Linked DNA regions of Mus musculus: region 2 is linked to region 1. A link is a loop called in an ENCODE intact Hi-C map of the cell type or tissue named here. Cell type or tissue: heart. All regions are shown on one strand. Links, peaks and the distances in the headings refer to the core of each region. The heading gives the core; the rest is flanking DNA.

Region 1 (8,000 bases), core at 1-8,000:
GCTCCCTGCAGAGGTTGGCTGGGCAAGGAGCAGCAGTGCTACCTCAGGTAAGCATCTGTCCGTCCCCAGTCCCTCAGCACCGCCCCTGGGTTCCTCCTTCAGGCGGTGCCTTCCTTCCTCCATCCCCTTGGTCCATTCATGAGGGGAAGCCAGAGTTTTCACAGGGAGGAATCTGGTTTTTCAAACAGTGAGGAACTGTGAAATCCTCGAGTGGGTCACAGCCAGGGATTTTTGTGAAGCAGTAAGTCCGGTCAGCAGCAGCCAGAGCGCATACGGCCAGGCAAATACCTCTCAACCCTTTGCCATGCTGATCACACTTGATGTATCTTGAGGTTGAGTCAGAGGGTTTGAGAAACGCTTCACTAACACCTTTCCTGGTAAGTGGCACCGGTGCAGGGTGCAGGCCCTCAGCGCCAGCCTAGATTCTCCATATCCTGGGCAAGTCACCCAGCCTCTTTACCTCTTGGATGGAAGGCTCTTCCATCAGAGGGGCAGATGGCTCTCTGCTGTGTCTGTTGGCCTTGATGGTCACAGGGAGAACTTATACCCGCACCCAGGACGTAGCAGACACCTAGACCCCTGGGAATTACTGCCTGGCACCTTTTCTTTCAATGGCTCAGCTTTGGTGAGCTCCTGCTAGGTGTACTATACCTGCCTAGGGACCACTGGATGCAGAGATAAGGACAGGACCTGTCTGTCTTGGAGCTATGGGGCTGGACAGATGCTCCGAGCTCAAGGATAAAGGCAAGTAGCTGTCCTGGGCCTTTGACCATGAGCTAATGCAACCGCCACATGCCCACCTGTTCCAAAGAGGTTCAGAGTCTCAAGGATGTCAGGGAGGTGTGAACGGCTGGTAGGAGCTCTGAGATGGCCTGTCCTATGTTAAGATCCACAGAGGTCTCCCGGCGTGGAGATATTGTAGACCAAAGTTGAGGGTGAGCCCTAGGAGAAAGGTGCAGAGTAAGGAACCTAGGTGGAGGTCCTGGGAAGGCCAGAGGTTTCCCCCTGAGGGAGAGAGGTGAGAGCTACAGCAGCTGATGGGGGTCCTGGCTTCAGATATGAGGCCATATTATTGTCCTTGTCTGTTGACCGTGGACAGCTCCACACGGCTTTTCAGAAGCTGGAAAGGGGAGGCGGGGCTCGGCTGTGGTCTGTGCTGTTTCCTCTGGGGCTGTTGCTCCCTGGGCAGCCCCACCCTTGTTCTCCATCTCCCAGTAGTCTGTGCTGCTCCCATCCCCACAGAAGCACAGACCAGGCAACTGACAGGCACCGGGTCCCTGTGATCACTCTTCACTCCCTCTGCTCTGCCTGCCCAGCCGCCTCCTCTTGCTTACAGCTCCTGGGCTTCTTGTCTCTCATTCAGCACTTGCTGTCCCCTCCCCAAATCCTTTGCCCATGCCCTGGGTTTGCTCACTCTCAGGTGGTCATTTTGGCCGAGGGGTGCCAAGCACACACCCGGGCCCATCCTGCTAGCCTAGGAAGCTCGGAGGGGTGGAAACAGACCTTGAGAAGGGAACGTGGCAGGCTGAGGCTGTTCCATGGGGATCTGCTGACCAGGGTCTCCGTGTGGCTGTGGGAAACACTGAAGGTTCTAAGGTTCCCAACTATTTCCTCGGGATGGGCAGCTTGTGTTTGAGCCTGGCTAAACTGTCCTCAGTGTCTATCATGTGCTTCATGGCTATTCCCCATGTTTGGTGTGAGTTAGGGAATGTCATCTGGCCAGCATTACAATGCAGGTGGCCAGGGAGGAGCCAACAGTGTCATCCCCTCAGCATCCGTAAGAAGTCATCTGCCCTGACTGGTCCTCCTTAGAGGCAGAGAACAACTCCTCCTCAGCACTAACTAACCGTTTGCAGCTGAGGGGTGGCAGAGACAAAACCCCTTCTTCATCCTTCATCAGTATATGTGGTACTGTGCCCAGTGTCTGGGGACCGGTCCCAATACCTGACAAGGATAAGGCAATAGGCTCACCTAAGCCAGGATGGATACATTACCCAGCTGTGGCATGGCGCCCAAGGTGGGGAGAGCTAGTTTGGTTTTCTCAGGGCACACTAGAGCAAGAGATAGTAAGGCTTGTGAATCAAGGGCCGGCTTGTGTCAGGCTATGGAAGATCTTATAGACACGATGCCTGCTGACTGCTGCACACTAAGGTCTTGGTGGCTTTCCCAAGAGCAAGGATCCATCAGGGTCTTCCCAGTGTCACTAGAGTAGAGCAAGGGAGAACAGAAAAGACAACACACAGCTTCAGCAGTCCTGGCTCAGATCCCTCTGCCCTAATGACAATGACACGTGTTGTACTATGGTTCTCCTCAGCTAAGCCTCTCTTGACTTTCCTCAGTTTCCCTCCATGGAGGCTGGTGATAGCCAGCTATGCATCTTGTCACCTTCTTGTGATCACGAGTAGGTTCCATCACCCCCAGTGCACAGGTGAAGACATTAAGCAGTGTCTCCAAGACCACCTACATTCCCTAAGAACTAGGATTGGGCACATAAGCTGACAAGAACCATGGTCTCCATTGTATGGTGACTGCCTGCAGCCCGTGCTTCACCTCCATGTGTGTGAGGTCTTTAGAGGGGTTGGTGCCCATGGCACAAGATCTACCACTCTGTTTGTCACTCTGTGGCTCACCTAGTCAGGCCCAAGGGCAGTGCTCTAGGCACCTGTGACACGGGCTTCCTGTGTGGACTTGGTGTGGTCTCCCTCATGGTTTGCTCTCTGGGCCTCAAGCAGCTTCATCTGAGCCCGAGGATAGGCGGGTGGGTAGGGAGTCAGTAATTGAGAGTACAGAGTACAGCCAATTGAGAGAGATGGTGGTTGGAGTAGTTTGAGCCTTGGGGTCAAGATCATGACTTCTGAGAGACCCAGAGCAGGGTCAGAGAAAGTGCTGTCCTTTCCCCTCAAATGTTGGACTCCGCCTGTCTGCATGAGGCCTGCCCCACTACTATGCCTTCAACAGCTCGTGTCTGTTTGTCTGACCACACACTGGTCCCTTCCTCCCAGGTTAGGCCAAAGACTCTGATTCCAGACAGCCTCCCTGTCACCCCGGGCAGGGACCGGCCACCCAAGCAACCCCCAACATTCCAAAAGGCCACTGTGGTCAGCATCAAGAACCCCAGCCCAGCCCTCCCCACTGCCAACAACACCGTCAACCATGTGCCAACACCCAGCAGCCAGACCCAGGCCCTCACCGAGCCCACCGCCATCACCTCACCCCTGAGCAGTGCCGGGGTGGCCTATGCCATCATCTCCACCTCCCCCAGCAATGCTGCCACCATCACCCCCAGCACCACTGTGCCCGTGGCCAGCGACGGCATCAAAGTGCAGCCCCTCCTCATCAGTGCTGACAAAAAGGTGAGTGTCTGCCAGAAGCCCCAAGAGGATGTGCTGCGTGTGGAGGCTCAGAGGCCGTGGTCCAATAGGAGCTGAGGCTTAGGCAGAGGGGTAGCTGGGCGATGACCAAAGAGTGAAAGGGCAAGACTCAGGTGAGTGTGTGGAGGGATTATGAACAACAGTCAACAGGATGAACTAGTGTGAATGAGCAGGAAGTGTGTGAGCAGGTGAGTGTGTGAATGGAGCTCGAGCATGTGATCTGTGGGAACGAAGAGAGTGAATGAGTATTAACACGAGTGAGTAGTGATCAACTGAGTGAAACTGTGAATGAATGAATAAGGATAGGTGAATGGGTATGGGATAAAACAAGTGTGCCTAAGAGAATTGCTATTCATTAATATGGGAATCGTGTACTGCTAATGTGTGGCTAAGTTGGGTAGCTGCAAGAGAGTCTAGTACTAATACTTTATCTCTGCTGGTAGAGTCAGGTGGTCAAGAGTTCTTTTTTATGCTCCAGTTGCCTGGATGGGGAAAAAAGAAGAGAGAGAGAGAGAGAGAGAGAGAGAGAGAGAGAGAGAGCGCAAAAAAAAAACCTACTTGATTCCTTGTGAGGAATTTAGTTGTAATGCTAAGTCTAAAATCATCTCCCCATGTCCTCTAGAGCTCTCTGAAGATTGCCCTGATTGAGGCCTTTGGGGAAACATGGTAGCAACTGTTTTCCCTTTAAAAAATCCTTTCCTGATTCCCACCACCAGAACACTCTCTTGCCTATAGCTGATGTCTTTCCATTTCCCCAGGCAACCCCAAATCACCCTATTCCCTCTGACTCTTCTCAGGCAAGTGACTGAGTATCCCCAAGCTCACCGTGCCTGCATTTGAGCTGAGAGTAGAGTTAGCGCCCCCTGGAGGCTGGCATTGCCACAGCTTTTGCCAGTGAATTCCCTGAGGCTGAGGTACAGAATTAGCCTCTCTGAGGCCACATAACCTCAGAGGATTTGCATCCAGGCCTCCTTGCTTTGTAACCCTGGCCATCTCTCACATAGATGCTCTCGTGGGAATATGGGGGTTATTGGAAAGCAAAGCCCTGGACACAGTTACCTGGTTCCTCTGTGACACCCCTTTCAGGACCTACCTAACTCCTAGCTACTCCCTGCCCCTCCCTCCCTGGTTCTCTCATCTTCCCTGTGTCTTCCAGGTTATCATCATTCAGCCACAAGTGAAGACACAGCCAGAGAGTTCAGCAGAGCCCGAGCCACCCACGGAGGAGCCATCTCAGGGAGCTCAGGCCACCAAGGAAGATCAGCCCCCCAGCAAGGAGAATCCTGAGGTAGTGTGACCTGCTGGAGGGTCCAGACCCTTCTGAGCTTTAAGACAAGGCTCTGTGCAGGGCTGGGATGGCCTCCTTGGGCAGATCTTGCCTGGATGTGGCACCGCCCGGTGGGAGCTGCCAGAGCAGGGCTTGCCCAGGGTTCTGAATCTGCACTCTTCATTCTCCAGGCTGTGCAGGCAGGGTAGGGCCATGGTCAGCGTGGATTCCAGTGCCTGGCTGCCTAGCTGACTGTCAGCAATGTGTGCCATGTGTGGTGATTCGTCTACAGACAGGAGGGGGAGGGCCTTGTTCCTCTGGGTTAATAGAGGATTCTGAGTTGTGGACAAACCAGTAGATCAGGGGCATTGTCCAGTTGTTCCAGGGACCTGTCGGCCTTGTCCCTCTCAGGACTAAACCCAGAAAGAGATGCTCCCCTATCTTTGGCAGCATGTAGCCCCTGTCTCTCCTTCCTGTCTGTGTCCAGTCCTGGAAACTTGAGGGGTACAGAGCAAGACTAATAGCACTGTAGAGTTTAGATGCCCTAAGAACTTCCTAGAACTTGCACATGACACCTCCTTCCACTCCCTAGAGCAGTGGTTCTCCCAATGCTGTGGCCCATTAATCTAGTTCCTCATGTTGTGGTAACCCCCAACCATAAAACTATTTCCACTGCTGCTTCATAACTCTAATCTTGCCACTGTTATGAATCATAATGGCGTTATTTGTGTTTTCTGACAGTCTTAAGCGATCCCTGTAAAAGGGTTGTTCAGTCGCCCCCCCCCCCAAAGGACTCAGAACCCATAGGTTGAGAAACATTACTCTAAAGGAAGAGGGGTAAATGAGTCTATTCTAGTGTGTTTCAATCACCTACAGTCATGGGATGGGACAGCAGCTGACTAAGGCTCCTCTTACAGGACCTGGCTTCACCGGGTATCTGACCTGTGCTCTACTCGCAGCCCCACCTTGCTCAGAGCATCCCTGCTCTGCTGAGGATGCATCTCCATATGGCTCTCCTCACTCAGACTCTAATGTCCCTGGTGAGCCCTCATCCATCCTACAGGAGCCCAGTCAGCATGGATGGTTCCTACCACATGCCCTGTTCCAGCCGCTCACACACCAGCAAAGCCTTCCCTAAGCCCCTAGGCTCCCATCCCTCCTGGCGATGGCAATGACCTGTAGCCCCAAAGATACCGCTTGCTTTCTGTGGCTCACACTTGCCTGCTCCTCAACTGTTCTCAGTGCCATGAGCAGGGGACTTAGGATGGGCAGATATGGTCTTTGCCCTGGGAAGCTCCCTTCTGAGGACAGAGACTAATGAGGCTACCGAGGCTGCCAGACCGGTGACTTCCAGTGAGCTGGGAGCTACAGGAGAAAAGACAGGGAGGGGGATTCCTTGCGGGGTGAACAGGCGATGTGCATGCGTATCCATGGGCGGGGTGGTGCATGTGTGTCGCTGTAGGGCTTTGCATACGAGGGGTATAATGAATGGAGGTCAAAAGAATGCAGAAGACTAGAGGCAGGGGGATGGACAGGGCAGGTTGAAGGTACTGTGTGCGCAATGGCACAAAGTGGGAAAGGACTGGGAACACCCAGAGAGGTCAGCTGGGCTCTGGACAGCACGCAAATTAAGAGTAGAGGGTTAGCTCTAAACAGATAGATGGCAGAAGACTTAAAAGCAGGCGTCCAGGACGGGGATTTACTCCTTAGATAATGAAAGCCATGGAATATCTGGGCAAGAGAGTGATTTGGTTAGTGCTCATGCATGGGTGCCGTAGGCCTTGGAGGGTGGGGGAGCCAAAGAGGTAGCGAAGTTGGTAGAGGGTTTGCCTAGCATGCATAAAGCCGTGGGGTTGCCCCAAATCCACAGCACTGTATAAACTTGGTGTGATGGTGCCTACCTCTAACGCTAGCACAGGGGTTGGAGGCAGGAGGATTCATTCATTCAAGGTTATCCTTAGCTACATAGAGGATTGGGTTCTAGCCTGGGTTACATGAGACCCTGCCCACCACACCCCCACGTAAAGAAATAAACAAACACCAGCACTGGGTTGCCTGGAACATGAAGCTGCTGTGTGAGCCACATCTCTGTGACCCCAGCCTCTGCATCCCATTGGTTTCAGCCAGAAGCAATGTCTGAAGTCCACATGTTTGCATGGTAGGGCTCTGGCTGGCTTGCTGCCTGCAGTACTCTGCTGCACCTGTGTATCCTGCTTTGAGGTGTTTTGTATTCTCCACATTCAGGAAGTTTCTCCGAGTGACATCGCCTTGTTCTCTCAGAGTGCATCTTAGTCAATTATTGTGCATTTTTACAATTAGTATAATTATATCTAACTGCGTAATTAGTGTAAATACTCGTAATGGCTTAAACAGAGCAGTCAAAACACATCCTGGTGTAGAAACCCTTGTTGAAGTTTGAGAGCTGGGCAGCATAACCCTGCAGCAGAAGGAGCCTGCGGCAAGAGGCTGTGTGCCAATCCCAGGACACTTAGCTGGGGCCCCCAGGTACTTCTGTGGCCCAAGTGGGACCCCAGGCCATTGCAGGACATGGGCTCTAGTTTTTGTATGGTACTCGGGATAAAAAAATCATACTCCACCTCTGAGCTGTTACACGGCCCAAGCCTTCTTTAACTCTGGACACTGGATCTCACTAAATTGTCAAGACTGGCCTTGAACTCTCTCTGTAGCCCAGGCAGGCTTTTGGTTGGCTTTATTTCTGCCCCACCCTCCCCAGCAGCGGGATCACAGGCCTGTGGTACGAAGCTAGGCACGGACATCCGTGTTTTTGAAGGAACATTAACAGCCTGTGATAAGGCCTGCAGATCTGACTAGCATGCCAGAAGAGTATTGGAACAGCCCAGGAGATGTATCAGCAGTGACTTCAGGAGGCCAGCAACTCAGAACGATACCTGGACACTTGGGGGGGGGGGTGTCCAGTGGCAGTTGTGAGGGATGTGGGCACAGGATGGTGGGTACCCAGCCTGTGCTTACTGCAGGAGGTGCCCTGCATGGTTAGATGTGTCTTAACAGCAAGCAACCTGTGTGCCCAGAACTGCAGGGAACTTGCTGCGTGTACATGGGTTGGTAATTATCTCCACCAGAGCCAGAGCATGCCCTGGTGGCAGAGCTGGGAACTGAAGGTGCCACCTCCACTGTTGGCATCTGAGTTGGGGCAGAGTGGGCTGCCGCCGAGCTTCCCAGGATGCTATTGCAGAGGGTGGCCACTGTGCCGGAGTCAGAACACTGTGGCAGAGGCCGCCACTGTTCCTGGGGCTGCCTCTGACTTCCTCACAGGTCCCAAACTTTCTGTAAAAAAAGGTTACAGGTGTATGAAGTCCCCATTACTTGACTCCCATGAAGCT
Region 2 (9,728 bases), core at 1,729-9,728, 52 kb before region 1:
TCATCTGTAAATGGAGCATGGCATGATCATCTCCAGGCCTGTGCCAAGCTGGTTACACGCTCTACCCAGTCCTTGCCAGTATTGGCCTTAAATGTCTTCCACAAATCTTAGTCCCATACTTGGCCCCCACTCCCCCAGTTCTGATCTTCATCTCCCTGCCTGTGTTTCCTCATTTGGTAACAAGTGGAAGTGATCGTAGGTTGGTTGCTCAGAGCCACCTGTTGTGCACACTCCTGCCCTCACTCCTGTAGCTGCATGGAGTGGTGGGAGCTGCAGCCAACCACAGCCTGAATATTCATTCTGCCACCAACCAGCTGGTGCAGGGCAAGGCCCTCATTACCATCCCTGGGCCTCGGTTCCCTCATGCTTATCCTGCCACAGGAAATGAAGCTTCAACAATACGGTACAGGACAAGTTCCATCTATGGGGTCCATGTCCACGGTAGCAGGGACAAGGCCTCAACCCCACCCTGCTCAGGTACACTACAAAGGACAGAGCTGAGCCAAGCTCTGCCATGGACAGATGTGACTGTGAGGTCTCAGTTTGTCCATCTGTAAATGGGGAGACAGTAAGGATTGAACGTGTTCACGGGCAGCTGAATCCGGCTCACAATCAGCATAAAAGCTAACTTCACACATGAAATTACAGGTTTAACCCCTCCATTCAACACTATGAATCTGAGATCATAGAGTGGGCACACCAGCAGGCGATGCTGCAGGCCTGGGAGATGGCTCAGTTGACTGTGTGTTTGGCACCGAGCCCTGGGTTTGATCCCCCACACCACTTGATCCAGGAAAGGCGGGGCATTCCTCTAATCCAGTGGTATATGCAGCCTGTGTGATACAACCCCCTCAGGGGACTTGAACAATTCTTTCACAGGGGTCTCCTTAATACCATTGGAAAACACAGATATTTACATTATCATTCATAACAGTAGAGAATTTATAGGTTTGAAGTAGCAACAAAAATAATTTTATGGTTGGGGGCCACCACAACACGAGGAACCGTATTAAAGGGTCAGAGCATTAGGAAGGTTGAGAACCACTGATATAATCCCAACACTGGAAAGGACTTCAGAGTTCTCCTCTGATACATAGCCAGTTCCAGTTCCAGCTGGAAGTGTTCCCCCACAAAGCAGGTGACACAGATGAATGAAGTTGAAAACAAAGACGAAGAGGGGAAAGAGATAGGTGTCTTGTGAAGTCGTAGACGATGCTCTTTCAGCTGTGTGGCTAGATCATCATCAGCCATGGGCGCTTACCCCACATGGCAGTATAGGGTACCCTGCATGGCAGTATAGGGCAGGCCTTTGAGCATCTTCCCAAAAGAGCCGCTCTTCTGAACTGCTGATGGGTAGCTGACTGGAATGGGCACCCATCTGCCATTAGCTACTGGAGAGTCCCAAGTATCCTTGGGGAATTGGAGGCAGAGTCTCTGGTTTCTGAATCCTACCTCTTAACATCGTGTCATTTTTCAAGGAAAACCAGCATGAAGGTTCTTCAAGAACAGCGGAGCCAGACAATGCAGATATATCGCTCTCAAGTATTTACCTAAAGGAATCAATGTCAACCAGTGTGATGATTTCCATATGCTTGGCCCAGGGAGTGGCACTCTTAGGAGGTATGACCTTGTTGGAGGAAGCGTGTCACTGTAGGCATGGGCGATGAGACCCTCCTCCTAGCCACATGGGAGCCAGTCTTTTTCTAGTGGTCTTTAGATAAAGATGTAGAACTCTAAGCTCCTCCAGCACCATGCCTACCAGACGTTAACGTGGTTCCTGCCTTGATGATAATGGACTGAACCTCAGAACCTGTAAACCAGCCTCAATTAAACGTCATCCTTTTTAAGAGTTGCCTTGGTCATGGTGTCTGTTCACAGCAGTAAAACCCTAACCAAACCAGCCAGCCTAGAGATACCTGACCACCCAAATCTTAAAATCAGCCTAGGTGTCCTTTGATGGATGAAGGGATGAAGAAATGTGGTATTTGTGCACAGTGGAGTTTTATTCTGCCCCACAAGTGAAGGGACTTATATCATTTGCAGTAAATGTGGCTGGGCCTGGATGTCATTACATAAGTATAGAAGTATGACGAGTTACCTGGGTTAGCACAGTGTGATCGCTACTCTTTGTCCTTGTCTTCATCTTCTCAACTTGCCTTGGCCCAGCCCCCCAGGGTCTCCACAGCACCTTTCCAGTGGGCTAAAGAGAGAGAGCTGGCCAGCCACTGTGAGCCAGCCTCCAGAGCCTGGCTAGACAGCAGGGTTCCTGCTTTGGTGGTTGGCCTGATCCTGAGGCTGTCTACCCTCACTGTCAGCCACACCCTCAGTGCAGACCCAGTTGAGACTAAGGAGGGTCTTAATGAATGACAGGGGTCATTCAGTCTTATCAGGAAAGGTCAAGGGTCTTAGAAGCTCTAGGCCAGGAGCCAAGGATGACAACCAGATAAGTATCCTGCTACACATAGAAAGACTAGCAGTGTGAGTGATGGGGTTGGGGTGGGGGAGGGACATGAGAGGGGGATGTGCCTGGGAGGGGAGCTGGGATGTTAGGGGGGTGCTGAGCTCAGGTCAGTGCATGTCAAGTGGAAATGCTAGAAGTGGAATGCTGGAAGGCTGTGTTCAGAGGCTGTGCCATTCAAGTCCTTGGAGCCAGAGTTGCATGCCAGGGTGTATGTAACACCTTACCTACAAACAGCCGTTCCTTCCACAGCCATAGAATGAACACGGGTTCTGGTGCCTCCGTGGCTCCTGTGGATACCTCCTATAGGCTCAGATGTTCCAATATGTGATTCTCCAGTTGATGGGACAACTTGGGTACGTTTAGGAAGTGTGGTCCCACTGGAGGAAGAATGTCCCTGGGAAGTGACAAAGCACGAGTTCCAGTTTCTTGTCCCCACTTCCTGCTTATAGTTTGAGATGTAAGCCCCCAGCTTTTGTTTCTTCTGCCTCCCTTCTACCACCGCGGACTCTTTATTCCTCTGGAACAATAAGCCCAAAGAAATTCGTAGTTCTCTAAGTTGCCTTCGCCATGGTGTTTTCTCACAGAATGAGAAAAGCAGCTACTACCACTCCCCTAGGGTAGGCTTGCTGCCAAGGCCAGGCTGGGGGCAAGCAGGGCAAGCAATGGATAGCAATTCAGCCCATCTATTAAATAAGTCCACGTGTCAAGATGTGGGCAAGGCGCTTGAGGGGTCCGGAGTGTCTGTGTCTAGTGTGATAGATTCCCATCTTGCACAGAAGTGAGGTTAGGAGGTTTAGAGAAATGTGTCTGACTCTGTTCAGGGTAGATTTGGGGTTCAACTCCCAGTACCCCCTCATGAGTAAGCACTGCTTGGTTGACCAACAGAGAGGGTGATAGGAGTTTTATTGTGGAAATTAGGGGGGGGTATCCCAGAAAAGACATTTGAAGTGAATCTTGAAGAAAAGAATTTGTGAAATGTGGAATGAGGGAAAGAATATTCTAGAGAACACTGGTCAGGTGAAGGGAGAGAAGCCTGTAGGAGCTCAGGAAAAGCTACATGTTTGCTTACAAGAACACCTGCTCCCAGCTGCTCAGGAAGCCAAGGCAGGGGGATCAAAGTTCAGAGTCTCCAAAGCAGGTGGCTGGGGATGTAACCCAGTGGTAGAGTGTTTACTTAGCACAGGCCGGGCCTTGGGTTTGATCCTTGGTTGCTTACTTTGCCTCTCCTGCACTGTCTGTCAGAGAACTCCCATACCATGGCCTGTGCCATGATCCAGGAAGTGGGTGACATGTTGATCATTACTGAAGCCTAAATCAATCGACAGTGGGCAAAACTACAAACCACACTGGGTCGTCACCATCCGACCAGGCACATCTCCTTCGGTGGGCATCTGCTAGAGTCTGTACTAGCCAAGGAAAGCCAGAAAGTCTACCCTGTTGATGAAAGGACCACATGGCCAGAAAGATAACCCTGAGTTTTTGCCAAAAGCCAATGACATTTACAGAAATCACAGGAGGGAGTCTCTTGGCCAGCACATGCCCCTCCTGGTCCTCCAAACACCAGTCTTCACCTAGGCTGCTGTCCTCCCCAGCAAAAGACATGAGTGGAGCTTTGAGCATGGCTCCTGTAACAGAGGCTTGCCTAGTATGCTCCAGCCCCTGGATCCTCTGCACCTCTAACTACAAAATGGGGGGGGGGGTTGAAAGAAAAAATGGGGAGTGGGAGACATTGTCTTGACTTGAGTCTAACCCAGAAGTGGGAGGAACCAGTTTAGTCAGCCAGTTAGATCGTTGTCATCTTTGTCGACTGTGACCAATACTGTATATGGCTCTAACAACACTGGTGTTCTGGTGTGTGTGTGTGTGTGTGTGTGTGAGAGAGAGAGAGAGAGAGAGAGAGAGATTTCTCCTGAGGGGTAAAGGAAATATGTAGACTGTTGGCATCCATTGAAGAGACATTTCTGACTGGTGTGCCTGAGTTTTCTTTTCTTTCCTTCCTTCCTCCTTTTCTTGTGACCCACGGAAAGAGTTAGTTATGAGTCTCTATCAATTCACGGTTACTCTGACACAGAGGCCCCCCTTTCCCTGGCCTCTTTGAAACACACTAGTGTGCTAGCGCCCAGCAGGGCACAAAGCCCCGACATTAATTGATGAGGACAGGAAACTCCGCCGCAGTAATCTCTGAGACGTTGACCCCGGCCCCGGGACTGGGAATTCTGAAATGTCATCTCCGCAGCTGTAGTTATGATTGCTTTATGTCACACTGACCTGTCGTGTTTACGATTTTTAACAACTGTCTGGAAAAAAAAAAGTCTAGGGACATCTGTTGAGAGTTTAATTGTGAGTGTAAAAAAAATCATTAAAGGACCAATCAAGAGATCAGTTTTCATACTATTTAAATACCACAGCGGCCATTAGGCGCTGGGACTCCGGCGACAGGACTGATTTAGTTCCCCAGTCTCAGTGCTAGGCGCTGCGGGAGAGGACCGGGTGATTTAAATAAAACCGGAGAGCGAGGCGAGAAGGGGAAGCGGAGGAGGGAGGAGGTGCAAGAAGCAGGAGGGTGGCATCTCAGTTTGCTGCGGGAATTGTCGCTCCGGGAGTGGGACTGTGAAAGCATTCCCTGCTCCCCGTGCTCTCGGCTGCGCACCGAGGAGATCGCTCGGGCGCCCAGATCTCAGAGCCGCGACTTTGCGCTCCGCTCAGCCGCCACTTTTGTTTCCTGAGCCTGGTCGCTGGGCCGAACGCAATGCGCACGCGCGGGCCGGGCGGGGCGGGGCGGGGCGGGCAGCGGGTTCCCGGCACCGCCTCCTGCCGCCCCGGCCCGCTCCATCCGGGCACTGCCGAATTAGCATCGTGCCGAGGCACAACTTTGCCGCGGCCCCAGCGAGATCCAGGCGCGCGCGCCGGAGGAAATATAGTCCCTGCCGGCGGTCAGCTGGCGCGGGCGGCGACAGGGCGCGCGCTGGGGGGCTGCGCGGGGCTCCCGGCGCCTGGGGGCCATGCGCCGGGCGGCGCAGGCAGCCCGGGCACCCGGCGCAACTTAGCGGCAGCCGGAAGAGTTGGGCGCCAGCTCGCCTTTCTTCCCTCTCGTCAGCCTCCTTTCCTATCGGCGCTGCAGGAGGGAACTCGTGTCTCTCTGTGCCCGGGACACCGGATCCGAGCTCTCCCGGTCTGGTTCCCGCCGAGCCGCACAACTTCCTGCGAGCTCCGGCCAAAGTGAGCGCAAAGTGCTGCCCAAGTTGCGGCGATGGAGCTGCAAAGCCGGTCCGAGGCGCTCGCGGTGGAACTCGCGCGCCACCAGGTAGGTAGTCCCGGATACTGGACCGGGGAGCCTTAGTGGCCCGGGGAGTGGAGGCGAGAGGGATCGAAGCTCCGTATCTAACTCTTGGTCTCAGGGGTGCTGGAAGCAGGCCCCTTCCTGGAACATGTCCCGGGGCTGGGATGGAACCCTTAGTTCTCCCTCTCCCCCTCGCTTCCGTGCGATCCAGCACTGTTTGCAGATCCAGGGTTCGTGGGACCCCAGCGTGGCGTCTTCTCTGCCACTGCCCCGTTTGCACAACTCGGGCGACCGGAAAGGGGACCCTCCTAGAGCTGCCCAGGGAACAGGGTGCATGGACCGGCCAGCTCCTAGCCTCCTGCTCCGGGCCCAGCCCGGCACCGACCCTCACTGTTAGCAAAAGTAGTTTGGCGATTGTGACTCCGGCGAGAGGCGGCCGGTGCCCGAGTGATATTGCGGCGTGCGCGTGTGTGTGTTGGGGAGATTAGGACGCGACTTGAATATTTATGAGCTTTGCTCGACACGGACTCGCCGTGTTTACTTGGCTCTTTGTTCGTCCCCCCTCCCCCGGCACACACTCTTACACTCACTCGCACCCGCACCCCGGCCTGCAAACTTGCACGGCTCGGGGCGCGCCGCCGGGTGGCCTCGGCCCCCGCCCCGCCCCGGGAGCTGCCCCAATGAGGCGGCAGCCACAGGTAAGCTGCTTCGCGCGACATTGCACGGTGGCCCGTGTGAGGAAAGCGGTCCCGGAAAGTTGGGGCGCGTTGGGGTCGGCTTGGTCCGCCAGGCAGTGGGTGGTGGGGATGCGGGGCTCGGGGCTCGCCTGCTCGCCCCCCCCCCCGGGGCGGCCAGGCTGAGCCCGCTCCTCTGTGTCTTCATAGAACGGCGACCTCAAGAAGCAGCTCCACGAAAGGCAGCCACGGATCGCAGCGCTCAGCGACAAACAAGTAAGGAGGGGCCTATCCCCCACAGGGGACCGGGGTCCAGGGAGGATCGCCGGGCACTTTGGCAGCACCCTAAAAAGTGCCTGTACGGTCGTCGCACGCTCCGACTCCCGTGGGGTTATGGCTGCAGTCCTCAAAGTTGCCGTCCTCCCTTTCTTGATAGAAAGAGCTGATTTGTGGTGGCTGAGGGGAGCGCGAGGCTCCGGCGGCCGGCCAAAGATCTGCGCCGTACCTTCCGAGGCGCCGGCTGCCCGGCGTCCATCTTGAGCGGTGGACATGTTTTGGGAACGTGGACATTCCCCGGCCTCGGCATCCCCTGATCCCTGCTGCGGTGGGAGGGGGACACAAGGGGGCGGCAATTCAGGCCCGCACCCCAAACTCCTTGGAAGCCATTTCCGCGTGGCACTGCCGACCCGGTTTGGTGATCCTTCTCCTAGCCGGCCCCTTCCCGGCCATCCCGCCGGCCTCACTTTTTATTCTCGGAACCTGACGCCAGCTCCCGGGGAACAAAAGAAAGGCGCCCCCGGGACCCCCCAGTTCTGCCCTAACTTGAGTGTCTATGCCTGAAAGGGGCTGTGGGGACCCGCGAGGAGCTCCAACCATGGGGGTGCGCGCCCGCCGCCCCCACGGCGAAGAAAAGTTGTCCATTGTGAGTTAGTTGCGCTGAGCTCAGCGCTCCGGGTTTCAGCACCACGAACAGATGCCGCCGCCGGAGCCCTGCCGACTGCGCGCCCCCGAGCCCCTCCCCCTCCGCGCGCGCCCCCGCCCCTGCGCGCCGCCGGCCGAGAACTTTGAGCTGTACAGCCAATGGTGCACCCGGGTCTCCGAGGCGGCGGGCGGGGGCGCGCCCCTCCCTCCCCCAGCTCGCCGCCCGGGCCCAGGAATAGCTCTCGCTTCCTTCGGAATGTCGCCGCCCGCCCGGGACTAGGGCAGCCCGAGGACCCCCGGCCCGGCCGACTTCCCTCTCCCAGCCCACGGGGACCCCCCTCTCCCCAGCGGCGCGGAGCTCGCAGTTGCCTGGGAGGATGCTTCGGCTCGCAGGCCGGTGCTCCAGGCCGAGTCTTTAAAGTTGCAAAGTGATGGGAGGGGGCGCGCAAGAGCAGAGGGGACGCCGGGCTGGACCGTAGGCTGGGGAGTCAGGCATTTGCCCCTTTCTGTCGGAGCCCGTCCCCCCCAACCCCCCACCCCCGGGCTGCGCGCCCCCGTCCGCGAGTGGAAGCTTCCATTCTCGCCGGAGGGGGGCCTGCGCGCGGCCCCGGCGAAGTCGGGGAGTTCGCGGGGGGAGGGGACCCAGGCCCGGCATTACCATTTTGATTGCTTCGATGCCATTTTTGGAGGGGGAGGGGTTGGAAGACCCTTTTCCGCAGAGCACAAAGATGTTTAATCACTGTGTAGAATCAAACCAGATACTCAAAACAAAACAAAACTAACAAATCTGGAACAGTGTGATAGCCTGGGTAAAACGCGAAGTTGTGAAGTCTTAGGCTTGGAGCAGAAGATTTAAAATGGAAAAACCAATGCTAGGTGCCTCTCTTCGCAACAATGTCTCTTTATGTGTGCGCTTCGTGCCAGTTAGTTTCACTATCTGGAGTAGGTCTTTCCGAGCTTGTGTGCGATCGTTTCTTCTGGATTGTGGCAACTATTTCAGGGCTTTAAATTTTTTATGATAGTAAATGAGTAGCTATTTATTATCCCGTATGCCGGAATTTAGATAAGGCTACAAAGGAAATCTTTGAAAATCCTGTCTGAAGGTAGAGGCAGCCTGGGGTAGAGGTGGGGGGGGGGGAGGAGCCCTCCCACCCCCAGGATGCCTTTGCCTTTAAATTTGAACTCGGGAGTATTGCCTGCAAAGGAACAGTGCCTCCATCTTTTTGTGTGAGTGCTTTAAAAGAAAGAAAGGAAGCCAGAAAACTTTTGTTCTCTGGCCTTTTAAAAATGTTTCCCGTTTAGATGCCTAAAAATAACGTTTGGTAGGCAGCCAGGGTTTGGCCTGGCCATCGGAACTTGTGTTTGTGAAGGCAAGTCTGCTTTTCTGTTTCTCTTTGTGGCCTTTTATATAACAAGGGCTCATAAAAGAGGGAGAGGAGGGGGCCCGAGGCAGGGTTCAGCATGCTAATAGAGTTGCCTGTCTCTCTTACGCCGTCTGCAAGGGCTCTCAGGGTTCACCTATGTAATGAGCTGGTGATTTTAACTGTCTGTGCTTTCTGGAGGACTTTGGTGGTGATTGGCAGTTTGGCTGGGACCGGATGGATTTACAAGGTCAGAGACTACTCAGTTTTGCATGGGCAACCCAAAACTTGCCCTGGAGAAGTTAGTTGCAGTGCAGGAGTGAGGGCGAAAAATTTCATAAGTCAGGTGTAGTGCAGTGTATATTTTAATTCAAGGAAGAATTTAAAGGTACAATCTCTCTATATACAGTTATTTGGGGGGTGGGGGGGTCATAGCTTTTCCACCCCTGTTTTCCTGTGCTGCCCCTTGGAATATGAAATAAAAAGGTTAAGTTTCAATTAGAAGTTCACAGGCAGGTAATGAAACTATATATAGTTAGAGGACAGTTGGCCTGCTAACTTCCTCTGATACACAGTAGCAGTAAGGTAACTCTGAAACTACAGTTTGTTAACTCCCTCTGTTAGATACACAGTAGCAATAGGGTAACTCCAACAGACAGTGCCCTTGGCACTGGGATATTTTGTTTTACTTTTCAGTTACTTTGAGAAATACAGATATATTGAGAGGACTTCCTCCTTGGTCAGAGGAAGGGGGAGAAATTCTGTGTACAGTTTTCCTCCCATCATTGGGGGCATCTTGTGGTTGAATACAAGTTTCTGTTACATACCTTGTGTTTTGCAAGGGGAGTTCATATCCCTCTCCCCTCAAAAGAAGGGAGGTGTGAAGGTGGAATGGTGACCCCCCCCCCCAAATAACAGGCAGCCTGCCAGGCGGGCTTTGGACCTGGGGTAGACCAGACTTAAGCCATGCTGTGTGAAGCCTCTATTAGCTGCCTCAGTGGTTTTACTCCGAGAATTTGCAACACATGCTG

The links. Peaks named below come from ENCODE experiments on the same cell type or tissue, not always from the same donor. Only the 100,000 strongest peaks of a DNase experiment are listed, where the experiment ranks them.
Region 2: a loop joins it to region 1, with 2.2 times the contacts of the local background. A loop is called at or near these places in 4 of 42 quality-filtered maps.

Annotation. Positions count from the first base shown.
Region 1 is chr15:84,800,113-84,808,112 of GRCm38, reverse strand. Phf21b (PHD finger protein 21B) reads left to right here. Exons shown (of 13, transcript NM_001081166.2): 3 at 1-47; 4 at 3,003-3,353; 5 at 4,528-4,659. Among named protein-coding and RNA genes, the nearest start is that of Gm52202, 13 kb to the right of the region's middle. In heart, for the core only: CTCF peaks have their summits at 4,246 (motif pointing left) and 7,767; a DNase peak (open chromatin) is centred at 4,243.
Region 2 is chr15:84,851,702-84,861,429 of GRCm38, reverse strand. Phf21b (PHD finger protein 21B) reads left to right here and starts at 5,301. Exons shown (of 13, transcript NM_001081166.2): 1 at 5,301-5,765; 2 at 6,626-6,691. The coding sequence starts at 5,712. In heart, for the core only: a CTCF peak has its summit at 7,783; DNase peaks (open chromatin) are centred at 5,259, 5,729, 7,469, 8,719 and 1 weaker place; H3K4me3 peaks cover 4,933 bases; H3K27ac peaks cover 3,622 bases; H3K27me3 peaks cover 1,750 bases.